Linked DNA regions of Homo sapiens: region 2 is linked to region 1. A link is a loop called in an ENCODE intact Hi-C map of the cell type or tissue named here. Cell type or tissue: heart right ventricle. All regions are shown on one strand. Links, peaks and the distances in the headings refer to the core of each region. The heading gives the core; the rest is flanking DNA.

Evidence for each region. Peaks named below come from ENCODE experiments on the same cell type or tissue, not always from the same donor. Only the 100,000 strongest peaks of a DNase experiment are listed, where the experiment ranks them.
Region 2: it touches region 1 in a loop (2.4-fold over the local background); 4 of 110 quality-filtered maps call a loop at or near these places.

Annotation. Positions count from the first base shown.
Region 1 is chr2:41,591,683-41,607,775 of GRCh38, forward strand. No RefSeq gene overlaps it. Among named protein-coding and RNA genes, the nearest start is that of LINC01913, 280 kb to the right of the region's middle. In heart right ventricle, for the core only: no CTCF peak of the experiment used is centred there; a DNase peak (open chromatin) is centred at 6,993; H3K27ac peaks cover 2,411 bases.
Region 2 is chr2:41,418,922-41,435,014 of GRCh38, forward strand. LOC105374506 (a long non-coding RNA gene) reads right to left here. Exons shown (of 4, transcript XR_939997.3): 4 at 1-120. Among named protein-coding and RNA genes, the nearest start is that of LINC01913, 450 kb to the right of the region's middle. In heart right ventricle, for the core only: no CTCF peak of the experiment used is centred there; no DNase peak of the experiment used is centred there.

The sequences.
Region 1 (16,093 bases), core at 5,515-8,014:
TTTTTACATTTAAAACCTTAATCAGGTATGCAAACTTAGCATCACCAATAGTGGGACAACCTGATATCAGCTGTCTCAGTGTGATACACTAAGGAATATCAATATCATCTATGTGGTATCTTGCCAAAAATGTTGCTTGATTCTAATCATGAGAAAACAATTTAAAATTTTCAAATTGTAGGACATTCTACACAACAATGGGTCTGTGCTCTTCAAAAAAAAGAGTCATCATTGAAAACAAACAAGAAAAAACCACCAGAGTATTCTGTGTTAGAGAGACTGGAATGACATAACCAAATATAATTCAAGAACTTTGATCTTAGATTTTTAAAAATAGCAATAAAAGACACACATAGACATAGTACATTAAATCATGTTATTGAATTAACATTATATTTTAGGTGTAAGAATGACATTGTAGTTATGTAGGATAATATCTTTATTGTTAGAATTTGTAAGCAGAAATAGTTAAAGGTAAAGTGCCATGATGTTTGCAACTCAGAATAAAGATTGGGGAGGGCAGGATGGGAGAGAGGGAGGAAAAAAGAGAGGGAGGGAGGGAAGGAGGAAGGGAGAAGGAAAACGTGGTGAAAAAACAATTGAATGAAGGATATATTAATGTCCATTTTCTTTAGTCTTAAAATTTTTCAAAATAAAACATTTAAGGTTGGGGGTATAATGTAGATGACCTATTCTCATCTCTTGCCTCACTGAAACAAGAAATCGAATCCTGAAATTTAGTCTAAGAGATTTAGACTGGCCACCTTTCATAATAAAGGCTGATAAATATGAACAAATATCTCAATAAATTGTTGCATCTCCTTGTGGAGATACCTTAAAATTTAGTATGTGATTGTCCAGAATGACTCAACATCACAATCATTCAAGGTGAATTGCTGAAAGCTAACATCTGAATGTTTTCCTCTGCTGAGGAATTCCTGATCATTAATTCACTTCAAGGATACTTGTTATCTTATTATTGAGGATTCAAAAGAATAATGCAACAAAATAATATATTATTGATGATCTGTGAAACTGTATTCAAGCTTCAAAATATGGTTCAGCACACTGGTACAGTAGACTTCCAGGAGACACATTGTTAGTATTTAACACACTCAGAGTAATTTAAATAGAAGCCAACTGTAGTAACAATTAGTTAGGGAAATAAAATTTTCCCAAAGCCTAAAATCAATTTCTAGCCACTCTATATTGTTGAGCCATTTTACACTAAATACATTGTTAACTGAGAATGTGTGTTTTAGTATATACATTGTTCCCTCTTGGAAGAACTTGAGAATTTTAAGGTTGATAATGAGGTTAATTTTTATCCTGAATATAGGAAATATGTTAGAAGCTATCAAAGAAATACATATTTTAAAGGCAGGTGGTTGGTTACAACGGAAATTATGAAACAGAATGCATATTTAAATGAATGTCAATTTCTAATTTTGTAAATTATTTCTCATTTGTATTAAATACAAACATAAAATAAGTCATTTCTATAACTACCTCAAATAGCTGTTGTGATTAAAACAGCTAATGTTTTAAACAAACTATCTACCAAAGAGTACCATTAGGGTACACAGCTTGAAAATATGAAAATTTAAAAAGTAATCTTGCTGAAATATGGAATAATTTCACATAGTAAAGAAAATGCAATTGTTGTACTAAGTGATAATTTATCTGTGACACCTCTTAAATGGCCTATAGAAATGTATACTGATGGCTCAAAAAGAGCATTTTAAACGCCTAAGTCACCTAAAGAATTTTGATTTTGTTTTTAAAGATTTCCAGGGTTGAAAATTTGTCTTGTTAATTAACACTTTTATTATCAAGAGTTTTTTTCTGTTTACACAAGTTGTCTCTTGTTACATTTACTATCATTTTTATTGTTGCTGTTGTTTAAAATGAATAGGTCAAAGTATGTACTTATATAGCACGGTTAAACAAATCAAGTTATTGCCACTTGCTCTAAAAGGACTTGGGGTTCTGTTTTCTTGCTTCTCTATATCTCTCTTGCAATTGAATGACTGACTAGGAGAGTTGGAAGGGACTTTTAGACCATAGAGTTCAGTAGTTTTCAATATGGGCTCTAAGAAGTCTGCAAAGTTTTCTCAGACACACTCTCTCTCTCTCCCAATCAGCAACCCAGGAAGCTTCCCAAAAAAACTGACATTTCTAGTAAAAATTTGAGATACATATTTGCAGCTCATGCACTTAGCTATCCTTTTTTATTCAATTCTTAAATCTCTTCTATTTTTTTCTTTTTCTCTGTAGACTATCAATGCCAATGTTTCTTTTAAAAAAAAGCCATCAAATTTATAGACTATAAAATCTGACATACGGATATTCTGAAAATTCACAGTTTTCAAGTAAACTGCTGACCAGAAGGTCATTACATTGAAATTTATTTGTAATTTATGTCCCAGATGTTGTATTTTGGCTATTAAAAATGCCGTGAGTAAAAATAGCATGAATAAAGAGTGTTAAAAGAAGGAAATTACAGTTACGTTGCTTACAAAAAAAAGATTTCACAAGAGTAATAATTTATTTTGAAACCAAAAATCTAATCATTTTTATTTTAATTAATTTTGAGTAAATAACATAGTCCCAAAATTCAAAAATTAAAAAAAACACAAACACCTCCCTCCCAGCCTGGTCTCTGTCCATATAATACCCCATCCTTTCCACAACTTCAAACAGATAACTGCCATTATTGTGGCTGTGTATTTTTCCAAAGAATTTTTATACATTAAAAAAGCAAATAGAAACATGTACGTATCCCTGTCCATTTTGCACAAAAGGAAGTATTCTATACATGCTGTTCAGAAATTTGTTCTATTAACTTAATATACCTTGGAAACTTTATTGACCATCTTGTATGCCTAGCACCCTTACAGGCAGATATAAGAAAACCACACAAGTGTTATACTTCTAATTTTCATCACGATAGTCTCCTAGAAATTCACATAAACTAAATCATTGTTCGATGGACCATATCTCTTCAATTGAACAATACTGCAACTGGGAATTATACTCTTGACCAAAGACCAACATCAAATAAGTTATAGTTATGACCAAAATATACTAAGTAAAAGACAGGGAAAAGAACCTTTAAATTAGCATTAGTCAAAATAATTACTTCCCAAATGTCATACATTATATACATAAATGAAAATTTTCAAATGATTCTATAAGCTACAATGTGTATAAACAGCTATATGCTTTTACCATAAACTTTACCTATCTAAAACTATGATCACACAAAACACATTTGATGATATTTTTCTTGTCTTTTTAGAATTTGTAAGTTTTTCCCCACTTTGGCATGATTTTGAAGCCCAAAATCTCCTTTTTACAAAGTCACCTGCTTTTTTCTCTTGGCAAATGTACCTATAATATGCAGAATAATTCAAAATCATTTCATTATATCATTCTTTTCAACAATAATCATTGAGACATATGAATATTTGAAGTCGTTTCAATTAGGATAAGGGCTTACAGAAAACTTTGAAACGGATTTATTTGTTCTTATTTTTGTCATCACAGTCTAATAGTATCATTGAATGCTTTCAAGGAAGAGAGGAGCCACATTAAAGTCAAACAGGCAGAGGACGTGAAAGGGAAACAGCCAGGTTCATGATCACCTACTATGGCCAAGTGCAGAAGAAGGACAGCAAATAGGAAGGGAGCTGTGTGGTCTCCACTGGTGAAAGATGTCTTTCTCTCCATTTTTTCAAACTACATGAATCACTGTGTAGCAACTTAACCTAGGTGAAAACTGCCAAAGAAATGAATAAATATGAATGAGTCATAAAGAAAAGTCTCTGGCAAAATGGAATCAATGAAGTTGTACTCAACAGTAATTGCCTGTTTTAAATATGACTCTTGGCCACAAATTACTTGCAGTTCTGATTTATTTTTGTCATTATTGTGGAAAATAACCCCATATTGAGAGACCTGGTGACATTAATTTTCAGTCAAGAATAATCATTTATTTAATAATTTTGTGTGGCCTGAGGTGATTTTTAAGAGTACACAGATTCACCACAACTGGGGTCATGATAAAAATTTTCTTGTTTCATATGCTCTCATCTCCCACTCTGCTCCTCTTTCCCATAGATCTCAGATCTTGCTCCCCAAAAGGTTCAGCACCTTCACATTGCTTCTGGTCCTCTGTGGCTCCTTACCCAGGACCACCACCTTCCTGAAAATTAAGAGCCTCTGAAATGGCCAGCCCATTCCTCAACGTCCAATCATAACCCCTGTACTCCTGAGGAAGCTCATGAATTGAGGGCAATGAGTATTGATGGAAGACTTCCGAGCAGCAAAAGGTGCAGAATGTGGAGCAAGTGAATGAGCCCGAGAGAAGAATGACAATAGGATAACATTTGTATTATTTCTACAATTATAGGCTACCATTAATTATAGAACATACCAATGATTTGTTTGCAAGGTTGAGCTCCTAACACAAAATTTAAAGGGATATTGATGGCCATGATGGTGGCAATAAACTTGAATTTCTGGCACTTTATCTTTATTGGGATAGCAGCACAAATGCAGTCTCTTCACTGTGCCAGTTCTGTGGATTAGGGTTGGGGGGGTGTTGTGGCTAGATGGTTAGCCTAGAGCCTGATCCTCATCCCTGTCAGTGATCCTCTCTGAGACTGTTCTATACGTGTGAGGTTTTGGTAAACTAACCAAGATGAATTCATAGTTGTTCGTATTAGGTTGGTGCAAAAGTAATTGCAGTTTTTGCCATTAAAAGTAACTGCAAAAATAGCATTACTTTCGTACCAACCTAATAACTAAGACCTCTGACTGATAAACTCTACCTCACAGGGCTGTTGTAAGGCTCAAATAAGATGCTGTACATCATCAACTAATGTAGGTGGTATTATTATAAACTTTTAAGCTTGCATTCATAAGAAAGGATAATATTTTATGATATTAAGCACAGCTTACTCAATAATTCATTCCACTTTTACTAAATGGCCTCTTTGAACATCACTTCTTATAATTCATAGCCATTTGGGAATACTGAACAGTAGCTACACATATATTACATTACTGATTTTACCATGAATCCTAACCTAAAAAATACTTAAAACTCTTCAAGAAAGAAAATTTCTAATCAAAGTAATTTTGTGATGGATTTATTAACACTCAGCAATTCTTGCTTTGTTATCCATCTCTGAGTTCCTGAGATAAAAGACCATGAGGATCCTAACAGCAGGCACCATGTACCATTCATTATTGTACTTTTTACAATGAAATATAGAATGATGTCCAGCAACTCTAACTTCTTGGTAGCAATTTCAATATTCTAGTTTAATGTAGAACTGGCTTTTATGGAGTCAGAATAAAAAAGTCAAATTCAATGCAAACTCAGCTTATTTTTTTCATTTACATGAAACATTTTTAATTCTATTAGTTTTGTGTTTAAAAAAAATTGAAAACTATTAAATGACCCCTAGTCATTTAAATCACAGATAATTGAATGCTTTTCTTTTTTAGTGTTTGATAACGCCACAATTTTTATACTTTTAGATGCACCTACTGGTACAACAAAGAGTAACTTTTGCTGGAAATTTGAAATTGACAGTCATAGATAGTCATCTAAATGATTATTTCTAGACTCCAGTTTTGTTTCAATGTAATTGTACTGCATTAAGGCATAGCCAGTACAAATGAACAAAAGAGCTATCCTGCAGAATATGGCCCAATCTTCTTTATTATGATATTAAAAGGGATTTGGATTTAGATACTCACATGTCTGCATTTAGAGCCTCAGAATAAGTCTTTTAAAGTCACCATGCCCTCTTTATCACTACATGCCCCAAATTACCCTTTTCTACTCCTATCAAAATTTATTAGAGATTTTTAAAAATTAACTTCTATTTTATATTCTAGGTCTCTTGTGTGGGTAAAAAATGCACTAGCCATTTATTTGCAGAACAATAGCAGCGATATTTGATGAATGGAAGAGACCTAAAATCTACTTTAATATTTCTCAGCCTTATTTATCTAATGGAAAGTAGCTGAGTTCCATTGTCCTGAGGACTGCTCCACCTCTGAGATCTTACGATTCAATGTTCATATACAAAAGGTCCCTGTCCTGCACGTGTCAGGACATCAACTAAGCCTGCAGCACTATGGAAATCCTCCTCTTGGCATATCAGTCATTGGCATGCTTTGTTGTTGTTGTTGTCAGTTTTAAAAATGGTTCTGCAAGAACAGACCTGTTAACTGGGACAAGTAGAAGTGACAGCTGAGAGAGGCTTTATTATTTTTCTTCTCTGCCAAGGAAGAATCATAGCCAATGCCCATTGGAATGGTGTGAATATGGGGTTCTTTCTCATTTGCAATTCATGTTTTAAGTAGAGAACATAAAATTTCTGCACACATGAGTACTGAGTTTATGGTTGTCCACAGTTATCAAATATACCACAAGCTATGTGAAACTTTCAATAGACTATAGTTCAACTTCCTTCCTTTATTCAGCTCCTTAGACTCCCAGTTTCTAGGCCTTTGGTAGAGGCTGAACTGTTGTAATTATGTGTTACGCAGTTGTCCTGGCTTCCTAAGACATCAATAGTTTTCTATGCCTTCAAGTTAGAACACAGTTATTGGGTCTGAAAGCAGTTTTGCCTACAAGTGTTAAAATCTGTCCATTGGTTATCTCTTGTGTAGAGATTTTCTTAAGAAGTATTCATTTTGGATACTTTGACATTTAATAAAGAAAAGAATGTCCTGGGAAGTCTGCCATATCCTGAGTGTGATTGTAGTTACCTCAAATAACCTCTCTGAACAATGAGTACAGTGATTCCTGCCCTATCACTATGTACTGATTATTTGTCATAATTGTGCTAAATGTATTTTGTTTACTCTTTCTATATTTGGAGAAATCCCCAAGTAAACGGCATAGCTTTACTATTATATAAGTCAGGACTCCAGCTGCCAGCCACCTTCCTTGCACCTAGGATGCATCTGGCCTTCACCAGTCAAATGCCCATGGGGGCCTTTGCTTCGGTCATAAGCAATAGGAAGAAAGAGCTTGGTGCTTGGTTCTCTTTTTTTGGTAGGAGCGACAGTGGAAGCATCCAGTTGTTGGAGAAAAAAAAAAAAACGCTGCTCATTAAAAGTACATACAAATTACAAAATGTACACTGATTTCAGAAGTTCAAAATATGAGAAAATTTTGCATCTTAGAATAAAGGAAACACAGTAGTTTGCATTGTAGTGTGAATGCTTAATGATTGCAACTCTACCCTGGGACCGATTCTGATTTTAAAAGGGAGTCTGCCAGCTCCAATCAATCTGCATTTTTAGTAGAACAGATAAAGGAAAGATTATTGAGGAGGAAGTTCTCACCAGAACCTTTTGTCCGTCTCTCAACTGTATTAAAGTTATGTATTCCTTATTTGTCCAAAACCTTTGAGTTTATAATGAAAACACACTGGGTTAGTACTGTCACATTTGGAGGCCTGATCTGTATTAACTTACGTGATTTTATTCATTTTAGAAAAACCTGCTTTTAAGCTTTTATCTTTTCAGAGGGAAAAATCCTAATCTTTAATCTGTCCTTATACATAAAGTATTCCTGCCTTTGATGAATTTAGTCAGAAATATTCTGCATCCTGCTGGCTGCCTTATGGAAGTAAATACCAGAATCCTCATGTTATTTGAGATGTTAAAGATAGCAAGTGTTTACATATACCAGCAGCACACTAGGAAGTGTAATTTTACTTGGAAAAAAATTGCAAAAGGTAAAAGTTTGAAATAAAGTTAAGCTTTCTTCTTCCGCCTCATGATCAGATCTAATAATCCTTAAAGTAAAGCATTTAACTGAAATCTATGTAGGACAGCTCATTAGTTTTGGATCAGTTTCCATGACTAAATGAGGGCATCAAGCGAGAGAATCATAATACATTCCCACTCAATGGCTTGGTGGTTTCATGGTTCAGATCATCAAGAAGCATCTAGGTAGAATTTCATTCAAATGCTCTTCCATAAAATTCACACAGAAGGACCCTTGGAACAAGAATTACTATGTAAGCGATGATTTTTTACAGACGAGTCGGCTTTCCTCCTTCTCTTCCAACTTCATCAGCCTTGTAACTACCTCACAACCCTTAAATCAGCAAGCAGCAATGCTAGAAAATAAACCTGATTTCTCGGTAAGGATCACAAGGGCATCTTGTCTTCCTGATGTTCTGTCTAGGTAGGTGCAAATAACAATGGTCCACACAATAAAGACCTTGTTCTTTGGTTGCTACACGTACTGCACATGTATAATTTCCCCTTAATTAGTCTTCCACGTCTGTCATCCTAGATTTTTATTTCACTACAGGCACCCTACTCAGAAAAACAACAGTGGCAATGATTTATTGAAAATATTATGAAGAAATTTAAAAGTGAAGTGAAACAGCAGATGAGAAGGGCAAATGCTATTTCTCTATTCTACCAATAGGTAACCTGATTTAACTTATATTTTGGGGTTTTATTAAACATAAATTGTACTAGATGCCTGAGCAAAAACCCATAAAATAGCTTTAAATTCTGTAAGTGAAATTTATCTGAAATCTATGCAGGATTTCCCTGAGCCCTGAAATTTGAGGTAGCACAAACTAATACCTTGGTATTATGACCTTCTATATACGCATTGGCAACGCAGTAAATTCCAGATGCCTTGAAGTTAAGAAACTCTTTATTATCATTTATTTATTTTGGTAAAATAATAATAATCCCACCGTTCACAGAGTTCAGGATGGGGATTTGGGCTGGAGAAAGAACATAGAGTTTGTCCATTATCACTAACTTGTTACAACTGAATAACATTAAGACCTAAACCAAAGAAGCAAAGAATTGCCAAGCACCATTGATTTTCTTTTGTTTCTACAGGGTTTCTAATGCTCTTACATTTCATTTTTGTACTTTATGATCACTAAAAATGTTGGGCTAAGCCCTACTGGCAAACCACAATCTAGGCATTGTGCCACTCAAAGATTTAATGGAAAGACCATATCTTACTCACAGTAGAAAAAAAAAATCACCTTTTCCCACTATTTATTGTATGGAAATACTGTTACTAGTTTGCAAAAATTTTATAACAAGTCAATAACAAATTGCATTAGATGATATTCAGAACACTGATAGTGGAAGAATATATGCCAAGAAGTTAACAGTAATTATATATGAGTGGGTAAAATATATTTTTTATTTCCTTTATATTAGTAGGAATTTATAACTTTTCAACAAAGAAGTATATATTGCTTTTGTAAATATAATAAACAATGAAAGAAAGCCATGTTTAATTTTAAAAACATACAACCAGAACTTAGTCCACAACAGAGTTGCAGAGGTTCCTATTTTTTTATTCAATCCTACAGTCTTGCAGAATAATCACAATTTAGGAGAAGCTCTTCATAAATACAGAAAAATCAGCTAGAAGTTAATACACTGCCATGGAAAATGGCATGCATTTTGAGGTCAGACGGAATTATTTTGAAAGTGTATTTCTGCGTCTCTTTTTTTGCCTGTTTGAATATGATTTATTAAGCAGCTCATTTTTACTCACTACATTTTGAAAGTTTTATTTTAAATTGACAAATAATAATTCTATATATTTATGGGGTACAATGTGATGTTTCCATACATGTATACTGTGGAATTATCAAAACAGGCTAATTAGCATATCCATCACCTCAAATATTTATCATTTCTTTGTGGTGAGAACATTTAAAATCCTCCTTTTCAGCTGTTTTGAAATATACATCTTATTACTACCTGCAGTTACTGTGGTGTGCAATACAACCTCCTCCTGTCTAACTGAACTCAAGGAATATTCTTACCCCACCTACCCCACTCCTAGCCTCAGGTAACCACCATTCTACTGCTATGAGTTTGACTTTTCTAGATTCCACAAAGAAGTGAAAACATATGATACTTGTCTTTATGTGCCTGGCTTATTTCACTTCACATAATGCCCTCTAGTTTCATCCATGTTATTGCAAATGACAGAACTTCCCATTTTGTAAGGCTGAATAGTATTCCATTGAATGTATATGCCACATTTTTTAATCCATTCATCCATCGATGGGCATTTAAGCTGTGTCCATATCTTGACTATTGGGAATATCTGCCTCTTATTCTACATTTTTAGTCAAGTCTCCTAAGCACTCTCAACTTTGTTCTGCTCTGCTGTAACATGGGACTAACGACACCTACCTACAAAGTCCAAGGTTGCTATGAGGATTAAATTAGGAAAATAGCACAGTGACTGCAACATAATATTGATTTAATAAACATAATAATCTAATAGTAATAACAATGATAAACACAATGACATTATCTAAAATTTACCATTCACACTGCATGTCAGGGCCTATTCTAAGTGCATCTATGATTTACCTCATTCAATTGTAACAACCACCCTCTACTAAGTAGATCATGCTGTTTTCCCTCTTTGTAGTTGAGGTAACTGGGGTACAGAGATGCCCAAGTGCACAAAATCCCCAAATTCATAGTCACTATGCTGCACAGTGTCTCATAGAATTTTCATCTTGGGGTATTGGATAATACTGATTGTGTTTATTGATTTTGTTCATAAGAACCATTTTGGATAGTGTGTATAGTATTTTAGATGCTCAGTAGTACAGAAATCTGGCTCTGAATTTTATGTTAATTGAAATGTACTTCAAAGTCTATCAATGAGAAATAATAAAAAGGGAAGTTAATTGGAAAGTATGAAGCTGTGATTGATTCCCTAGGGCATATGTTGGCTTTTCTTCCTGGCACATTTGGGAGTGGGGTTTGCCCTAATTAGAAAAACAAGCATCTCGGAGCTATTCCATGGCTCCTCCACATGGCCTGGCAGAAGACCAGCATTGTTTTAGTCTTGGTCCTTTAAAAATGTTTTCCTTCTCTTCAGCATTCAAAAATGCTTTGATAGCTTTAAAAGTAGTTCTTCTTTTAAGAGACATCGTGGGAAAGATGGGTGAAAAGCTGCCAGAAAAATCTGTTCTTAAGGATAAATGACAATGGTCTGTTTTCTTTTATATTTATATATACATATATATATATACATAAATTTTATTATTATTATACTTTAAGTTATAGGGTACCTGTGCAAAACGTGCAGGTTTCTTATGTATGTATACATGTGCCATGTTGGTGTGCTGTACCCATTAACTCGTCATTTACATTAGGTAGATCTCCTAATGCTATCCCTCCCCACTCCTCCAACCCCCCAGCCCACAACAGGCCCTGGTGTGTGATGTTCCCCTTCCTGTGTCCAAGTGTTCTCATTGTTCAATTCCCACCTACGAATGAGAACATGCGGTGTTTGGTTTTCTGTCCTTGCAATAGTTTGCTGAGAATGATGGTTACCAGCTGCATCCATGTCCCTACAAAGGACGTGAACTCATCTTTTTTTATGGCTGCATAGTATTCCATGGTGTATATGTGCCACATTTTCTTAATCCAGTCTAGCATTGTTGGATATTTGGGCTGGTTCCAAGTCTTTGCTATTGTGAGTAGTGCCACAATAAACATACCTGTGCATGCGTCTTTATAGCAGCATGATTTATATTCCTTTGGGTATATACCCAGTAATGGGATGGCTGGGTCAAATGGTATTTCTTGTTCTAGATCCCTGAGGAATCACTACACTGTCTTCCACAATGGTTGAACTAGTTTACAGTCCCACCAATAGTGTAAAAGTGTTCCGATTTCTCCACATCCTCTCCAGCACCTGTTGTTTCCTGACTTTTTAGTGATGGCCATTCTAACTGGTGTGAGATGATATCTCATTGTGGTTTTGATTTGCATTTCTCTGATGGCCAGTGAGGATGAGCATTTTTTCAGGTGTCTGTTGGCTGCATAAATGTCTTCTTTTGAGAAGTTTCTGTTCATATCCTTTGCCCACTTTTTGATTGGGTTGTTTTTTTCTTGTAAATTTGTTTGAGTTCTTTGTAGATTCTGGATATTAGCCCTTTGTCAGATAAGTAGGTTGCAAAAATTTTCTCCCATTCTGTAGGTTGCCTGTTCACTCTGATGGTAGTTTCTTTTGCTGTGCAGAAGCTCTTTAGTTTAATTAGATCCCATTTATCAATTTTGGCTTTTGTTGCCATTGCTTTTGGTGTTTTAGACATGAAGTCCTTGCCCATGCCTATGTCTTGAATGGTAATGCCTAGGTTTTCTTCTAGGGTTTTTAAGGTTTTAGGTCTAACGTTTAAGTCTTTAATCCATCTTGAATTAATTTTTGTATACGGTGTAAGGAAGGGATCCAGTTTCAGCTTTCTACATATGGCTAGCCAGTTTTCCCAGCACCATTTATGAAATAGGGAATCCTTTCCCCATTTCTTGTTTTTGTCAGGTTTGTCAAAGTTCAGATAGTTGTAGATGTGTGGTATTATTTCTGAGGGCTCTGTTCTGTTCCATTGGTCTATATCTCTGTTTTGGTACCAGTACCATGCTGTAGCCTTGTAGTATAGTTTGAAGTCAGGTAGTGTGATGCCTCCAGCTTTGTTCTTTTGGCTTAGGATTGAATTCACGATGCGGGCTCTTTTTTGGTTCCATATGAACTTTAAAGTAGTTTATTCCAATTCTGTGAAGACAGTCATTGGTAGCTTAATGGAGATGGCACTGAATCTATAAATTACCTTGGGCAGTATGGCCATGTTCATGGTATTGATTCTTCCTATCCATGAGCATGGAATGTTCTTCCATTTGTTTGTATCCTCTTTTGTTTCGTTGAGCAGTGGTTTGTAGTTCTCCTTGAAGAGGTCCTTCACATCCCTTGTAAGTTGGATTCCTAGGTATTTTATTCTCTTTGAAGCAACTGTGAATGGGAATTCACTCATGATTTTGCTCTCTGTTTGTCTGTTATTGGTGTATAGGAATGCTTGTGATTTTTGCACATTGATTTTGTATCCTGAGACTTTGCTGAAGTTGCCTATCAGCTTAAGGAGATTTTGGGCTGAGATGATGGGGTTTTCTAGATATACAATTCATGTCATCTGCAAACAGGGACAATTTGACTTCCTCTTTTCCTAACTGAATACACTTTATTTCTTTCTCCTGCCTGATTGCCCTGGCCAGAACTTCCAACACTAAGTTGAATAGGAGTGGTGAGAGACGGCATCCCTGTCTTGTGCCAGTTTTCAAAGGGAATGCTTCCAGTTTTTGACAATGTTCTGTTTTCTTTAGGAATAAATAAGCTCTCACATAACATTCTAAATCATGGTATCTGAGCTTTATTAGGTAAATTCTGATGAGATATTAAAGAAAATAACCTTACCATATTAATGAACACTTAAATGAGTTGCATTTTAATGTGAATACAGTTAGCCAGTTTATTTTTCGTAGTCATGGGAGGACTACAGTCATCCTTTGTATCAAGTGGTAGCATTTATCTACTGCTTTTCTGTATAATGGAGAGCCTAACTTCAAGTTTTCTAGAAGTATACATAATTTATTTATAAGAGCCTCAAGACAGTTTGTATCCATCAGAGAGCACTATAATGATGATCATGTATGACAAAAGTTTCTTTTATAAAGTACAAAGTGTTAATGCTTTGTTTTAATTTACTCTTCTCTCCCAGAATCTAGATGGTGATTGAATTCATAAGCTTATTCTATCCTCTGGGCAAGTTTCATGCTGATTTATAAGGTGTGGAACTTTTAGTCAGTTCTGTTCTTAGGATATTATTAATCAAAATCTAGAAGGGGACTGCTCAGACTGAGGCTGGAACTCCTGGATTCAAGTTGTAGCTCAGCCAGTCTCAAGGTCATTAGCTTTGGATGAGTTTACATTTCTGGGCCTCAGTTTTCTCAACTGCAAAATAAGAAGCTTAAACAGATTTTTTTCCATGGATCATTTCCAGTTCTAGAGTTCTGTGATTATTAAGAGATATTTAGTTTTACATATTTTAAGTTCATAAAATAAGAGAATTGAAAAATCCTGACTCATCAAACACATGTAAACATTTAATTTTAACTTCCGAACACAATAACTAAGCATTATTAGCAATGATTATTTTGTTTTTTTCATGTATATTGCTCGTCCCAGAAAATGTTGATTGCTTATATAATTGCCTTAGGGCAACATATTATTCAGTGAGATATTTATCAAAAATTGTGTATATGGTATATAAATTGTAAAAGGAAACCACTTCCTAGCCTCTACTTTCACCCGTCTTTTATTTTTAATTACTCTTGTAGTCATTTACTCAATAAACATTTAATAAGTGTTTCTTGGGCATTCATGTGTCCAGTGATACAGCAGACATTTTACCATTTGCATTGCACATTTAATTCTCCCAGAAATCCTGAGAGGTAGAAAACAATATTAAAGAAGTTAGGTCTGGTTCAAAGATAAAGATCTGATAAGTAGTGGGGCTAGAATTTGAATTCATATTTGGCTCTGTGCCAAATATTTTTGTTTGTCCTCTTTTTGTTTGTCATCATTGCTTTCCACTCTGCCCCTTGTCTCAGGAGGTTGACCTGTATGGATTACATCAATGGGCCAAAAGCAGATCCCAGAAAGTGATGGCAGGGAAGGAACAAAGTGAGTAAAAATAAGATCCCTGTGTCCCTGCCTCACTCCCCTCAGGTTCACCTGGGGCAGGCTGTGTCCCTTAAGCATAGCTCAGTGCTGCACTCAAGTTGGCCCTCCGTAAGCAATTCTTTCCTTCCAGGTATGGTCATACCTCTTACGCTAGTAGACCTACTAGTGATAACAGCTCTGAGGCCCTGTGCTTCTCTTATGGTTTCCGACATTCTGCCCTTGCTTTCAGAAATAGTTCCTTTTTAATTCCTTCTCAGATTATCCTAATTTAAATGTTCCATCTCTTTCTTGCTGGGATAACTTACATTTAGATATGTTTAGATATACAAATACTTACCACTACGTTACAATGGCCTACAGCACTCAGTACAGTAACATATTGTACAGATTTGTAGCCCGGGAGCAGTAGGCCATACTGTAGAGGTGGATGTGTGGTAGTTTATATCATCTAGGTTTGTGTAAGTACACTCTGATGTCTGCATGATGATAAAATCGCCTAACAATGCATTTCTCAGAACATATCCCCATCATCAAGTGACATATGGACTATATTTAAGACAAAGATCTTTTCCACTAGTAACAACAAGAGCTCATATTTCAAAGACATTACCATTGTTCTCTTCCTATATTTCTCTTACCAATTAAAAACTTCAAATGAAATCAGTAAGGATCTAAGATTCAAGGATCATCAAAATTCTATAATTGCATTAATATGTTTTGCATCAGAATGATTATGATAAACAAATCTAACCCACAATAGGACTTAACAGCAACCCATCATCAGCTCCTGCCAGTAGAGGAAAATATCCTTGACATGTTATCCCTGCAACTGCCCACACTTCAAGGTACTACCTAGGACTAAGTTTGAAAAAACATACCATTAGACGGACTATGTGATCTCATAAAATAAGCACAGTAAGTTTTAATATTGTTATTTATGTTGCCTGGGGATTGACATTAACTCTAAACTTTTGTCCCAGAACCTCTTCCATACAAAAAAAAAAAAAGTAGTGATAGGAATTTCTATTGATTCCACCCAAATAGGCAGAATTCTAGGACTATGAGTGTTCTTACATCTTGGCTGAGGTAGATACCAGTACACCAATTTCCTTGTTTGAGTCAATTAAGCAGTGAGCCATAAGTGCTAGAATTTATTGGCCTGATAAAAGCAAGGAATACTTAATCTAAATATTGGTCCGGTAACTGAAAAGACATGCTTGCATATTGGAGAAAAAAAGTCTCTAGACTGTGCATTCCTAACTTGGGTTTTTTGTGTTTTTTTTTTTTTACTTGGAATTTCGAGTCTGAGTTCTTGGGAGTCTTTGGAACCAGTGAAATACATGAAAAGGCCAGCGTACATGTACCTTGTACTGGAGAGAGATCCCAAAACATTAATCAGAGACTCAAAGAGGCCTAAAAACAAAAGTTAGTAGGGGAAAATGGGCAACATGTCGGCTTCACTGGCTGGACCAAGGAATACAGATTCGTAGACAAGATTACTCAGATATTATTCTGATTCCA
Region 2 (16,093 bases), core at 4,616-7,115, 170 kb before region 1:
TCTCACCACTTCTCTTCAAAGGCATCAAGGTCATGAAAAGCAGGAAAGACTGAGAAACCGTCACAAATCAGAGGCGTTTAAGAAGATATGTCAATTAAGTGTAGTATCCTGGCTTGTAGCCTGAAAAATAAAGAGGACATAAGTGAAAACACTGGTGAAATCAGAACAAAATCTGCAGTTCACTTTTTACAACTTGTATATCCTTCTAGATATTTTCAACTGATTCATAATAGTTTATAGCATGCTTTTTGTTAATATTATATGAACATATTTCTATGTCATTATCATCTCCATAATTTTAATACTTGAGTAGATTTGCATTTTCTGTATATGCATTATATATATAAGAATTAATTTAGACAATCATTACTATGAGAAATGTTGTATTTTTCAGTAATATAAATAATACTGTAATGAAGTATTATCACACGTTTTAGTCCAAGAATGAAATATGATAGCAAAATATTATTGCATATTGTAAACATTTCTTTGGGATACATTTCTTTAAGGAGGATTTTTGAGCCTAAGATTAGGCACATTTCTAAAGCTTTGGTCAAATTGCCATTCAGAACATTTTGAAGGTGTCCATTTTCCTTCCCCCACAAAAAATAGGTAGCATTTTGATTTATGTCTTTATGAAAGCAGTATTTCCAAAATATTTTTCTGTGATTATTGAGATAATAAATACTTTTTCGTGATGCCCATGACTTCTCTAAAACTTCGTTTTTATTGTCTATATTTAAGGTGTACCGTATGGTGTTTTGATATACATATACATGGTAAAACTACTACTACAGTCAAACAAATTAACATCTCTATCATCTCACATTGTGTGTGTGTGTATGTGTTGTGTGTCTGTGTGTGGTTACAGCACCAAAAATCTACTCTCTTAGCAACGTTCTAGCATACAATATTATTAATTATAGTCCTCGTGATGTAAATTACATGTGTAGACTTTTTCTTATTCAGCATTTATTCTGTCTTCTGAATATTTTCCATCCACCTACTTTCAAAGTTATTGTAACTTTAGTGTCAATATATATAAAAGGTACCTCAAGGAAATCCCTGCTGTCTCTAAAAATAACAGGAGGCACCTTCTTAAGTTTCCTTAAATAGTGATGTAAGATATTCCACAGAAAACCGACAAAATGCATCTAACTTAGCAAAGAATACAGATCTGCAATCCAACCTCATTTATCATTGAGCACTTGGAAGCACAGGGCAATTATTTTTAAAGCTATATCAAAACTCTTCGTGAGAAAAGCAACCATTGTTTTAGAGGTGGAATTGTAAACGTTCTGTGCAAAAGATATATTTAGGCAGAGAGGTGACTTCTGGCCGGCATATTTCCTTTATCAAATAGCTTCTCATGGTGAAGTAGGTATGAGTTGCTTATTAAGCAAATATAGCAATACTTCAAGCCATGAATTTTAGCTAAAACCTTTTTGTTGAAGTCTAGCAGACTGGCTCTGAACTTAATACCGTGTATCTTGCCAAGTCCAAGAATACTGCAGAGCAAACCAAGCTCCCTTTAGTTTCTGCCTTGGAGTCACTTCTGCTTTTATTAGTTGTAAAAGGTCAAGTGTTACATGGTTAGACATGTAGATAACCTGGCCCAAATTATGTACAAATACTTTATTTGAGGCTTTAATTCCGTACTTTTTAAATGCTGATCAACTGTAAACCATATCTCATTTTTTCGTACTGTTCTGCTTTAAACTTTCTGTTAGTAATAATTTTTATCGAGCAATATTTGACAAAGATTGTATAAATTTAAGGGGTACAGTTTGATGAGTTGTCAGAGACATACCCTGCAAAATAATCATTTCATACTAATTAACATATCTGTAACCTCAGACAGTACTTTCCTTCTTTTTCTGTGTGTGTGTGGCGTAGACACTTAAGATCTACTCTATTAGTAAATTTCAAGTATACGATAAAGTCTTGTTAATTATAGTCACATGGTTGTACATTACATCTCCAGAACTTATTCATCATGCATAACTGAAACTCTGAGCCCCTTGACCAACATCTCCCTATTTTCCCTTCCCCATTCCCTGGCAAGCACCATTCTATTCTCTGCTTCCATGACTTTGACATTTTTAGATTCCACATATAAATGATAACAGCAGTATTTGTCTTTCTGCATCTGGCTTATTTCACTTAGCATATTGTCCTGGAAGCATAATATCTTCCAGGTTTAATTATACAGTCACAAATGGAAGGTTTCAGATTTGGTTTGGCTGTGCCCCACACAAATCTCATCTTGAATTGTAGTTTCCGAAATCCCCAAGTGTCAAGGGAGGGACCAAGTGAAAGGTAATTTAATCATGGGGATGGTTACCCTCATGCTGTTTTCATGGTAGTGAGTTTTCACAGAATCTGATAGTCTTGTAATGGATGCTCCCCCTTTTGCTGGGTACTTCTCCTTCCTGCTGCCATGTGAAGAAGATGTTTGCTTCCCCTTCCACCTGACTGTAAGTTTCCGGAGGCCTCCCCAGTCATGCTGAACTGTGAGTCAATTAAACCTCTTTATTTTATAATTTACCCAGTCTCAGGTATGTCTTTATTAGCAGCTTGAGAACGGACTAGTACAATTTTCTTCCTTTTTAATGACTGCATTGTGTGTGTGTGTGTGTGTGTGTGTGTATATATATATATATATAAAATATATCATATATATGATATTCTGTTGTATATATTATATATGATATTCCATTGTATATACATCATATATATTATTCCATTATATATATATTATATATATATATATAACATTTCCTTTATCTATTCATCATCAATAAATGTTTAGGTTGTTTCTATATCTTGGCTATTAGAAATCATTTTGTATGAACATGGAAGTGCAGATATCTCTTCAACATACTGATTTCATTTCCTTTGGATATATGATCATAAGTGGAATTCCTAGATCACAGGATAGTTATATTCATAATCATTTGAGGAAGCTTCATACTATTTTCCAAAATGGCAATACCAAGTTACATTCCCACCAAGATTGCACAAGAGTTTCCTCTTCTCCACATCCTCAACAACATTTGTATCTTCAGTCTTTCTAATAATAGCTATTTTAATAGGTATTAGGTGATAGCCCATTGTGGTTTTGATTTACATTTCTCTGATGATTAGGGATTATGAGCACCTTTTCATATACTTGTTGACTATTTGTATATCAACTTTTGAGAAACGTTTAATCAGGTCCTTTGCCAATTTTTTAAACAGGTTTTTTGCTATTGACTTGTATGAGCTTCTTATGTATTTTGCGGATTAACCCCCTATCAGGTATGGTCTGCAAATATTTCGTTGCCTTTTCACTGTGTGGATTGTCCCTGTTGAAATGCATAAGCTTTTCAGCTTGATGTAATCCCATTTCTCTATTTTTGCTTCCGTTTTCTGTGCTTTTGGTGTTATATCCAAAAATCCACTGCCCAGACAAATGTCAAGAAGCTCTTCCCATGTGTTTTCTTCTAGTATTTTTATAGTTTCAGGTATTACTTTTAAGTTTTTAAATCCATTTTTAGTTGATTTTTATATATGGTATAATCCAAGGGTCAAATTTCATTCTTCTGCATGTGGACATCCAGTTTTCCCAACACCATTAAAAAGATTATCCTTCTCCCATTTTGTGTTCATGGCACCTTTACAGATCAGTTGACTATAGATGAGTGGGTTTATTTCTGGGTTCTCTATTCTGTTCCATTGGTCTGTGTCTCTTTTTTTTATGCCAGTACCACACTGCTTTGATTGCTATCATTTTGTAGTATATTTTGAAGACAGATAATTTGATTCTTGCACTTCATTGTTCTTTCTGAAGATTGCTTTGGCTACTGGGATTCTTCTGTGGTTCTACATGAATTTCCAGATTTTTTTTTCTACTGCCATAGCAAATGCCACTGGGGTTTTCATAAGGATTGCAATCAATATGTAGATCACTTTGGCCATTCTTGCAGGAGTAAGGTGGTATCACATTGTGGTTTTGATTTGCATTTCTCTGATCATTGGTGATGTTGAGCATTTTTTTCTTGTTTGTTGGCCATTTGTATATCTTCCTTTGAGAATTTTCTCTTCATGTCTTTAGCCCACTTTTTGATGGGATTTTTTTCTTGCTAATTAGAGTTCTTTGTAGATTCTGGATATCAGTCCTTTGTCAGATGTATAGATTGTGAAGATTTTTCTCCCACTCTGTGGGTTGTTTACTCTGCAGACTGTTCCTTTTGCTGTGCAGAAGCTCTTTAGTTTAATTAAGTCCCACCTATTTATCTTTGCTTTTGTTGCATTTGCCTTGGAGTTCTTGGTCATGAAATCTTTGTGTAAGCCAATTTCTAGAAGGGTTTTTCTGATATTATCTTCTAGAATTTTTATAGTTTCAGGTTTTAGATTTAAGTCCTTTATCCATCATGAGTTGATTTTTGTATAAGATAAGAGATGAGGATCCAGTTTCATTCTCCTACATGTGGCTTGCCAGTTATCCCAGCACCATTTGTTGAATATGGTGTCCTTTCCCCACTTTATGTTTTTGTTTGCTTTGTCTAAGATCAGTTGGAATTACATATTTGGGTTTATATCTGGGTTCTCTATTCTGTTCCATTGGTCTAGGTACCTGTTTTTATACCAGTACCATGCTGTTTTGGCCATAATCAAAAAATAATAAATGTTGGTGTAGATGTGGTGAAAAGGGAACATTTCTAGACTGCTAGTGGGAATGTAAACTAGTACAACAACTATGGAAAACAGTGTGGAGATTCCTTAAAGATTAAAAGCAGATCTACTATTTGATCCAGCAATCCCATTACCGGGTATCTACTCAGAGGAAAAGAAGTAACTATATGAAAAAGATACTTTCACACACATGATTACAGCGGCACAATTTGCAAATTCAAAAGTATGGAACAAGCCCAAATGCCCATCAATCAATGAGTGGATAAAAAAAATGTGGTACATATATATGGTGGAATACTACTCAGCCATAAAAAGGAATGAATGAATGGCATTTGCAGCAACCTGGATGGAATTGGAGACTATTATTCTAAGTGAACTAACTCAGGAATGGAAAACCAAACACTGTATGTTCTCACTTATAAGTGGGAGCTAAGCTAGGAGAATGAAAAGGCATAAGAATGATACAATGCATTTTGGGAACTTGTGGAAAGGGTGGGAGGGGGCTGAAGGATAAAAAGCTACAAACTGGGTTTAGTGTATACTGCTCAGATGATGGGTGCACCAAAATCTCACAAATCACTAATAAAGAACTTACTCATGTAACCAAATACCACTTGTTCCCTCAAAACCTATGGGAATTTAAAAATAAAAGCTTATTTCCTGGACACAATCAGGACCATAATACCCAACTTGCTGAATCATGATAAGGATTAACAATTTTATTAACAATAAAAATATGCAAAGAAAGGTATAAAATCCTAAATCCATATGAGGGATAGGCTGTGGTTACGTGCTCTGAGAGACAAACAAGGCCCACAAGCGCTGCTTTTTTTTGTTTGTTTTTTTTAAGACATAATCTCATTCTGTTGCCCAGGCTGGAGCTGGAATCAGTGGCCTGATGTCGGCTCACTGCAACCTCCGTCTCCCATGTTCAAGCGATCCTCCTCCCTTAGCCTCCTGAATAGCTGGGACTACAGGCACGTACCACCATGCTCAGCTATTTTTTTGTCTTTTCAGTAGAGACAGGGTTTCGCTATGTTGGCCAGGCTGGTCTCAAACTCCTGAATTCAAGTGATCCACCCACCTTGGCCTCCCAAAGTGCTAGAATTATAGGCCTGAGCCACCGCGTCCAGACTGGCTTCCTTATTTTCATCCTGGGCCCACAGTGGATTTTTTTTCTAGTCCAGCCTTTCACCAAGGATGTAGGCCTTCGGTGATCTCAGGAATGTAGGGCAGTCTCATTCCAGAATCCTACCCTGTAAGGGCCAGGTTTTTGTCCACAAGTGACTGTCAAAACCAAAGCTCCTTGCTAAAGGGTCTAGCAACCTCTCTCCATTCCTCAAGGGAAGCCCAAACCATACACTTTAGAGGATGGCTGTAATAGCTATTCATCATTTCTAAATGTTTTGCAGTGAAAAGATCAGTTTTTCTAGTCCACTGTATGGCTAGAAACAGAAACCATAGAGACACACATTGCTTTTGTCAATAAGTTGGATTCTCCTCTCTCCACTTTTTTGGTACAACTTTATTGATGTAAATTTGAATGCACATATTTGAAGTTTGAATTTGAATTTGATCAGTTTTGACACATATACACACCTATGTAATTATCACAATCAATACAGCAAACATTTCCATGATTCTTAATAGTTTCCTTGAGACCCTTTGTAATCTATGTCTTTTTTTACTCCACCCTCTAGGTAAACACTGGTCTGCTTTCTGTCACTATAGATTATTTTTGTCTTTTCTAGAATTCTATATAAATTGGAATAAACAGTGTGTACTCTTTTTTGCCTGAATTCTCATTCAGCATAATATTTAGATCCATTCATGTTGTTTCCCGTATCAGTGGTTCATTCCTTTTAATTGCCGAGTTATGTTCTTTTCCATGGATATACAACAATTTATTTATCCTTTACTTGTTGTTGGATGTCTGGGTTATTTCCAGTTTGGGACTATTACAAATAAAGGTGTGATAAACATTCATGCCAAAAAAAAAAAACACGTAGACCACTTTTGGGTAGTATGAACATTTTAATGCTATTAATTCTTCAACTATATAAACATACAATGTTTCCATTTACCTGTGTCTTCTTTAATTTCATCAATATTTTATAATTTTCATCATCAACTATTATAATATTTTGATAAATTTCATCATCAAAATTTTATAATTTTTGTAAGTGTACAAGTGTTTCACTTCTTTGGTTAAGTTTATTCCTGAAAATTTTATTCTTTTTGTTGCTATTGTGAATGGCATTGTTTTCTTAACTTCCTTTTTGGATAGTTTGTTTTGTATGAATGGAAGCATGATTGATTTTTATAAGTTGGCTTCTAAAAAAGATAAATAAAATCAACAAACCCTTACTTAGACTAACTAAGAAAAGATAGAGAAGACTCAAAAATCAGAAATAAAACAGGAGGCTTTAAAATAAATGCTTCAGAAATAAAAAGGATCACAAAGGAAAATTCTGAACAATTATATGGCCACAAGCTGAATAATCTACAAGGAATGAATAAGTTATTAGAAACATATACACTACAAATACCAAATCAAGAAGAAATAGAAAGCCTGAACAGACTAATAAGAAATATGAAGACTGGATCAGTAATCAAAAATGTCCCAGCAAAGAAAAGCCCAGGACCTGACAGCTGTATGAGTGAATTCTAACAATTATTCAAAGAAGAGTTTATACCAATCCTTCTTAACTTCTTCCAAAAACTGAAGAGAGAACACTTCCAAACTCATTTTATGAGGCCAGCATCATCCTGACACCAAAACCAGGCAGACACTTCAAAAAAGAAAGCTACAGGCCAATTTCCCTAATATATACACATGCAAACATTTTTACTAAAATACTAGCAAACTGAGTTCAACAGGACTTTAAAAGGATCAAACACCATGACCAAGTGGGATTTATCCCAGGGATGGAAGCAGGTCTCGACATACACAAATCAATCAATACGATACACCATGTTAACAAAACGAAAGAAAAAACTACCTGATCATCTTAACAGATGCAGAAAATGTTATTAGGAATAATCTTCATCCACAACTATCCTGTAAAAAGCAATCTTATACTGACATAATGCCATTTAAAAATTTGGCTTATTATTTTCCTGGATTTGAATGACAGTGAAACGCTTTATAAAAACACAATAAAAATGATATTGAAATAGGCTTGTTCTGCTCGTCCCACAGAAAGTCAATCACTAAGACAGTGAGTTTTACAGTAGAGAAAATATTTGTTCACAGGGCAACCCAATAAGGAGACAGGAGAAAAGTTATCAAATCTGTCTTTCCGAAGATAAGTCTTAGGGAATTTATGGGGTAAAGAACTGGAGTGGTCTAAGGCATGGGGAAAGGTGACTGGCAGTGAGGAAGAATGAAGTAGTCGGTGATCTGAGCAAGCATAGTCATGGTTCACGGGTCCACATAGGGCTCATGTACAGAAAACAGCAGCATTAGCACAACCTGAGGAGGAGTTTTTGATTCTCTGACATCAAAAAAATCACCTCTTGGGCATTTTCCCAAGCCCAGTTGAAGGGTCACTGGTCTGAAATGGTTCAAGCTGGACAAGAGCTGCCCCAACGTTCCTGAAAAACAACTTGAGCCATTGTAACTGACTTGATGTATACACCAGAGGTGACATCTGTAAGGAAGCTAGAGAAGGCTAAGTCAACAAGAAACAAGCAACTAAAAGCATTAGCCCTCAGTTTCAAAAACAGACCATTTTATACATGTAATAATAAAGGCTGATTTAATCATAGTTTGTATTTATTTTGAGATGATGTATGACCATCTTATTGCATATAGGTAGAATGTTAATGAACTTAATTCCTAAGAAAATGCTGCAGCTGCTGCTTAGAATAGAATCTAGGAGGACTGTTGGGTTCAGTATCCAGTGACACTTATATTAAAGCCAGCATGTGTTGCTACCAGAGCCAGTAAGAAGTGGTACCTAGGGGAGAGAATGAGGTCTTCCATAATTTCTATCAGTTCTTTCAATGCCAAGCAATTCTAAATCTGTATAAAATCTAAGTTATTGATACACCTGAAGGGTAGCTCTCTAAACACTCTTAACCAGATTGTCACTCTGAAGCTCCTCCTGTTTAAAAATTGTAAGGTTTCCCCTACTCTCAACCAGAGGCAATCCAGTGGGTATCCCTAAAGGACTCTCCAAGAAGCCAAGCAATCTGACAGCTGCTCTATATACAGTATCTTTAAACACAGAGTAAATTCACATATTCTCACCACTCACTAGATCAGGATTCTAATAAACAGAACCACAGTTCTCCAGGAAGTCCCTAAAATTAATGAAGATCCATCAGTTTATCAAGCTCCAAGGAATCAAGCCTAGTGACAACTAGAATTATTAAAAGGCATCAACTGATAAACATGTCCTTAACTGAACTAGAGATTTCTCAGAAGATCTTCAAAATTTTCTCGGCTTCCTTAGTATACAAAGTAAGGTCAGAAGACTTCATCTGGTGTCATGACTCCAACACTAGCTGAGTCATCTGAAGACAATGACCATCTTTTCTACACTTCAATTTCTCATCTGGAAAAAAAAAATTAAGAGCTGGGCTTGATCATTTCTAAGTTCTTTTTTGCTCTAAAATTCTATGAATCTACAAATATATAAATCACTTTCATTTTATATCAGTTTTTCCTTCTGAAGAGAAAAACAGAAGGAACCAAGCCTTCCTAACTTCAGGGGATTGAGCTGTTATTAGTTTAGAATGTAGCTGTTCTTTGCTAGGACAATTGCAGTCTAAACAGTGGTTTCTTCATCAAAGAGAACAGAGCTTACGCACAGGAGGACTAATAAATGAAGGAGGTTAGCTCTCCATGAAGAATGGGAAAGTTTGCTTCTGAAGGTTACCCACTTTCTAGTGAACCTGTGAGTTAAAATGCAATTTTTTGCTGCTTCATGTAGAATGTCAGGGTGATCACTGAGTAGAATGTTCAGAATGTGACAAAGCAGGAAGTCTGGGTCAAAATTTCGGGCTACCGTAGGTCAAGACTTTTGGGCAATGGTAGATTGAAGTAATTCAATAGGCATTCTCTTTTGTTATTGCAAAGATATATTTATAAAATGACTTTTTTGATGAAGTCATGTAAGGTTATTTTACCACTGATATTTCACAACTGAGTCTTAAAAGATTCATTGTCTCCACAGTGGATTTTCTTCATTCAACTCTCAAAGTTTCTTTTTTAATTAAAGTTATTTTATCAAATAATAAAAATGTACATATCTTTGCAATGCAGTTGTTCATTGGAAGCGTTAAACCTTGAGAACAATGACAAGTAAATAAGCCAATTTGGTGAGCCTCTCAATCACTAAGTTAAACAGAGAACATTAATGCTTACATATGGTTGTGGCTGCTCCTTCGGTATTTAGTTCAACTATATGAAATTGCTGATATTCATTTATCTTTGAACTATAAATTTTTATCTTTTATCATGATACTTCTTTCCCATCATGAAAAAATATTATAAAAGTCAACTTTGAAAATTCTGAACAGCAAATATACCCAGCTATGCTGGCATATGATTGAGTAGACAAATTTGCAGAATCATTATACATTTCATTATAATTTTTAATCACCTTTATTTGACCATCAGAATCACACTGAGGAGCTCAAATGGCAAGCAGCTTAAGACAAGAAGGTCCCACAGAAGCAAGCAGTGGCTGCTGATGTGTTCAGCATTGTAATACCCTTTATAAAATGTTGTCTTTCCTGTAGTTTTACATACCATAGGTGCAGCTGAAACTGTTCATTTCCAAATATCTTTTTAACTGATGACCTTCTTGCTGAAAATGCAGGTCTTATTGGACAATTCTTTGCAAACTATTTACATCATCAAGCAGGTTGAAAATTAATATGCTTTGCATTGGTAAGTAAAATAGCAATCAATAAACATGACCACATTCTTACTAAAAGCTTTAAAACTGGTTTAACCCAAATCTTTCAACCAGTTAGCTTTTCAAGTATGAAAAACACATTTTACTATGGTGATTTATTATTTTAATCTATAGGAGTTCCTTCTGTCTCTTAGCTGCCTATTTTCTAACAAAACTGATTTTCCCAGATGTATCATTTAGTACTTCACTAAATTATTTTCTATTATGAGAGCTTTACTTCTTCATTAATTCTGATAATAACCTTAAACAACAAATATTTTCTATTTGCTTTTTTTACTATGCTTTATTTTGTTTTATAGTTTTATTGTCTTTAGCCAGTCACTTTGGTTTTTTGTTGCTCTTTCTATAAAATATACTTCAAAGTGTGCATACTTAGAATTTAAATATCACTAAGAGAATCATAATAACACCCAGACTTTATGAATAGTTTTCTATATACCAGAACTATGTTAATGGCATAAATATGCTATTGCACTTAAGTGCTTAATTTGTGCTTAATATTTTATCATACAAATAATAACAAAGTTTAAACTCAGTTGACTAGAAAATCAAATAAAATGCACATTATCATAAAATTCTAACTAGAAATATACCCTATACTGATTAAAGTCATTTAAGTTATTGATAGATGGATAGATAGATAGATAGAGAGTTTTCATTGGAATTGCACTAAATCTGTATATTGGTTTGGAAGAAACAACACTTTTATAATATGAAGCCACTTCAAGAAAGCCCACTGAGTGTATTTTTAAAATCATATAAAATTTTGTAACTTTTTTCATAAATATTTCTTTTAAAGTTTTATCTGTATATTGTTATATTTATTGCTATTTGTAAATTGAATGCTTCTACCATAATTTTTATTATAATTAATAAAATTTTATAGTTTTTTTTACCCCCTGAGTACTGTATTAAGGGCCTTAGAGTAATTATCTATTTTGCTTTTAAAAACTAAGTATTGGCCAGGTGCGGTGGCCCACACTTGTAATCCCAGCACTTTGGGAGGCCAAGGCAGGCGGATTACCTGAGGTCAGGATTTCCAGACCAGCCTGGACAACATGGTGAAACACTGTCTCTACAAACAAAATACAAAAACTAGCCGGGCATGATGGCACACGCCTGTTATCCCAGCTACTCGGGACACTGAGGCACAAGAATGGCTTGAGCCTGGGAGACAGAGGTTGTAGTGAGCCAAAATCATGCCACTGCACTCCAGCCTGGCTGACAGAGTGAGACTCTGTCTGAAAACAAACAAAAAAAAAAACCCAAGTGTTGTATATGTTATTAACCTCACTTTACAAGTAAGAAAAAAGTCTTGAAGAATTTGAATAGCTTTTGAAGATCATACAACTATTATGACACTCCGTTTCTAGTCATATTTTATTTTAGCTTAGCAATTTCACAAAAGACATATCCAAACAATACCCAGAACTGGATACATAGCCAATAATTGGATGAAACTTATCTTTGGGTAAAAATTATTTGGGGAGGTATCATTTTCTTTCAGATTGGTCAGTGTCCTTTAGCCACATGGACAAACCATTTAGACAAGGCAGGTATCTGATAACATACACACAGAAAAAAGTTTATGGCCTAAAGAAGCTGGACATCTTAAAACCTTATTTATATAATCAAAACTAGGATTTTTATTTTGAAATCATGGCATTATTTTCAAACAAAAACTCTGTAGTTCTTCAAACTTGGCGTAGTGGGGGAAGTGTTCATTGTTATCAGCTCGATTCCTGTTTTGATTCTTAATTTCTGCACATTCTGGAGATCAACAATGTTCTAAATTTTTGCTGTTTAGTAAGTACGTATGTTTTGGCAGAGTAGTATGAATCCATTATCCTGCAAATCACAGGAGATCTAATGATTTTAGTCTCCCAGAGCTTTATCTTTTCAAAGCCTTAAGTTAGAGAAAGCAGCTCTGTAAGTCATCCCCCTGTTTTATGGACTATATGAAATTAAAGTAGCTTCCCACTTTGGTTAAGTTTCTTCCAAATAACCCAGAAGCTGACCATGGCTGAAAAATAAATAAAATATAAAGGAAGAAGAAGGAAATTCACATTTGCAATCACTGTTACTATCACATTTTTTAAAAAGCCTCATTGCAGATTTTACAACCTTTTTTAGATAAATAATGCAGCAGGATAGGATAGAAAGCCACAACAGTCTTTCTATCCTAGCTTAAATAAACTCTTGAAATATTTTTATCCTTCTTTATTTGTTGGTTTCGTTTTGTATTGGTACCATACTATCCATTATAGTTAAATAATAGATTTTAAGTACCAGGAGTTTTCTGTATATAAATTGCTCAAGATGACCACATTAGTTCCATGTAATTTCCATTTCTGCCTTGTTGGTCTCTCTCAATAATGCATCACACACATAAAAGGGGCTGAGGAACAATCATTAGGTAAATAATCAGCCCACATCACTGGCAGGTTGCCCATGCCTTGAGCTGCAATATATATTCTGCAGGCCTGAAACCTGGAAGCCTATTCTTTCTTTCTATTACATATAATACAAAGGAGTTCATTTTCATCACTCAGAAGAATAATGCTTTTACTTGGAAGCTTTGTTCTGATTTATAGCATAAGCTACCCTTCTTCAGGATAAAATGACGGTTTTAAACGGCACGTCTGAAAATTCTTCTCTATGCAGGTCACTGAAGGTGGAAAAATATCATTCTGTTCACACCTAGACCATGAAAAAAACCAAAATTGTTTGGGATATAGTTTCTCTTAAACCTCTTTCTCACATATAAAAAGCATAAGGAGAAATTGCACTTCATGTAATTCCTATTGCTTATGCACTTAATAGGCCATGCACTTATATTAGTGTGGGGCAAAATATGTGAAATGTTAGACAAGGTAATCGAGGGGTAATATGTATGTGTGTGCGGTAAAGTAAAATATAGACACAAAACTACTCTGTATTGGCAGAGAAGTGGGTAGTAGAATGTAGAGATGAGTTAAAGGGCAAAAGGGATTATGATATCTCATGTCTACAGTAGGTTTGAGAGAAATTTAAAAAGTAATTTTGCTACAAAGAAATTAGAATGAGAAGCAATAAATGAGACAATAAAATGAGACAATAAAATAAAATAAATGAGACAATAAAATAAAATAAAAATAAATGAGACAATAAAAAAATGAGCAATAAAAAGACACTCTTTTTTTTCTCTTTCTTATTTGAGGCTTCCGTTGTCTTAAAACCTTGTTTTCCTGCTCTTACCAAAATGTGACTTAGTTGAGTCTTGTGGATATATGCTACATTTGTGGATGTATGCTACCCTTTTGTGCTATGTGTATGCTACAGATTTGTGGATGTATGCTACACTTGTGGATATATGCTACATTTGTGGATATATGCTACATTATGGATATATGCTACATTTGTATCACTAAAAAGAAGAGAGTTTTTGTCTGATTATCATTGTTTTAAAAAGGAAAAAGAATATCAAAACACAATTATTTTATTTTATTATTATACTTTAAGTTTTAGGGTACATGTGCACAATGTGCAGGTTAGTTACATATGTATACATGTGCCATACTGGTGCGCTGCACCCATTAACTCGTCATCTAGCATTAGGTATATCTCCTAATGCTATCCCTCCCCCCTCCCCCCACCCCACAACAGTCCCCAGAGTGTGATGTTCCCCTTCTTGTGTCCATGTGTTCTCATTGTTCAATTCCCACCTATGAGTGAGAATATGCGGTGTTGGTTTTTTGTTCTTGCGATAGTTTACTGAGAATGATGATTTCCAATTTCATCCATGTCCCTACAAAAGACATGAACTCATCATTTTTTAGGGCTGCATAGTATTCCATGGTGTATATGTGCCACATTTTCTTAATCCAGTCTATCATTGTTGGACATTTGGGTTGGTTCCAAGTCTTTGCTATTGTGAATAGTGCCGCAATAAACATACGTGTGCATGTGTCTTTATAGCAGCATGATTTATAGTCCTTTGGGTATATACCCAGTAATGGGATGGCTGGGTCAAATGGTATTTGGGAAAAAGGTAAAACTGAGACAGGGAAACGTTAAGGAATAAACAGAGTCCTTTTACAAGTGATCAGAAAAGGACTCTCCTTATTCCTTAACGTTTCCCTGTCTCAATTTTACCTTTTTCTTTCTTCTTTGGGGTTAATACACTTTTTTAAAAAATTGTGTCTTGAGCCACCCATTTGACCCAAAACACAATTTTTTAAAAAAGTGTATTAACCCCAGAGAAAGAGGAAAAAGGTAAAATTGAAACAGGGAAACGTTAAGGAATAAGCAGAGTCCCTTTCTGATCACTTGTAAGCTGCCCATTGACCTCTGTTACAGAGCTTTAAAGGGCTTCACTCTGCCCTGAAATTCTCAAAAACAAGAGCCAGGCTCTCATAGCCCACCTAAAGGCTTTTGACTGATTCATGAAAGATTTCTTCTGCTTAAGACTAAGAGGAAACTAAGTTAGTTTAATCATCAAGGTGCTTAACTATGTCATAGATTTATTTCATTATATCCTTGCTCTAAACTGTGTCCCTCATTTAGATAGAGTGATCTTTAATATTTTCCACCCGGCTGCTTTAGTAAAGACCTACACTTAGGTTGAAAAAATTTTAATTGGAGAAATGCAAAGGAGCAGTGTGAATAGTAAAAGAGGGCAAAATTTTATATTTAATTAGCATAGAAAGAAGATGTAGGCAGGTACAATATCTGTGGGAGGTGAATCTGAAGCCAGGGGTCAATAATTTGCATCAAACATTGGAGACAAGCACAAGGTGCAATCTTTAGCAAAGATAGAAGGGATTAAAATGACTAAAAGCAGAATTACACTGGCTATATGGATACAAGCTCCAAGTGAGAGGCACAGGTTTCAGAAACAGAAGACATCAATGAATCCACCAAGGGATTATTCGTTAAAGCTTCTAAGCAAAACCAGTTGTGACATTGGTGCTGAACCCAGGAACTTTCTAAGTTTTCTAGGTGGGTTGATCATTCTGAAGGTAATTATAAAATTACCTGCCTTTCTAAGCCTGAACCAGATCAGAAATCAAAATCAAGGTAGTATGCCATATTCATGCCTTTGCTTTGTGTTTCATCAGTTTTGAGTTCTAGCTTGCATAGATCCAGAAATGTTTTCTGAATGAAGCTCATGGATCAGGCTATCCAAGGAAAAGTTTCAGAATTTATAACTGCACTGAAGTGAGGTCCTTTAAGGCGGAACTCAGAACATCAGACACATGGCTCCTGGCCCAGAAAACAGTTTCAATCACTGAAAGATATCTATATACATATCATTTCTCCTTCAATTCCAGGCTTCATCAGATGTGCCTATTCCCTCTCTTACTTAAATAGTAGTCTAGTCCCACAATGTGGCATTAATAAAGCCTGGGCCTTAACCCACACTGCAGATTGTGAGCACTGCTCAGCCTGAGTAGTGAGCTTCCTACTTTCTTCATTTTCCAGTGGTCTCCATGCCAAAGGCTCCA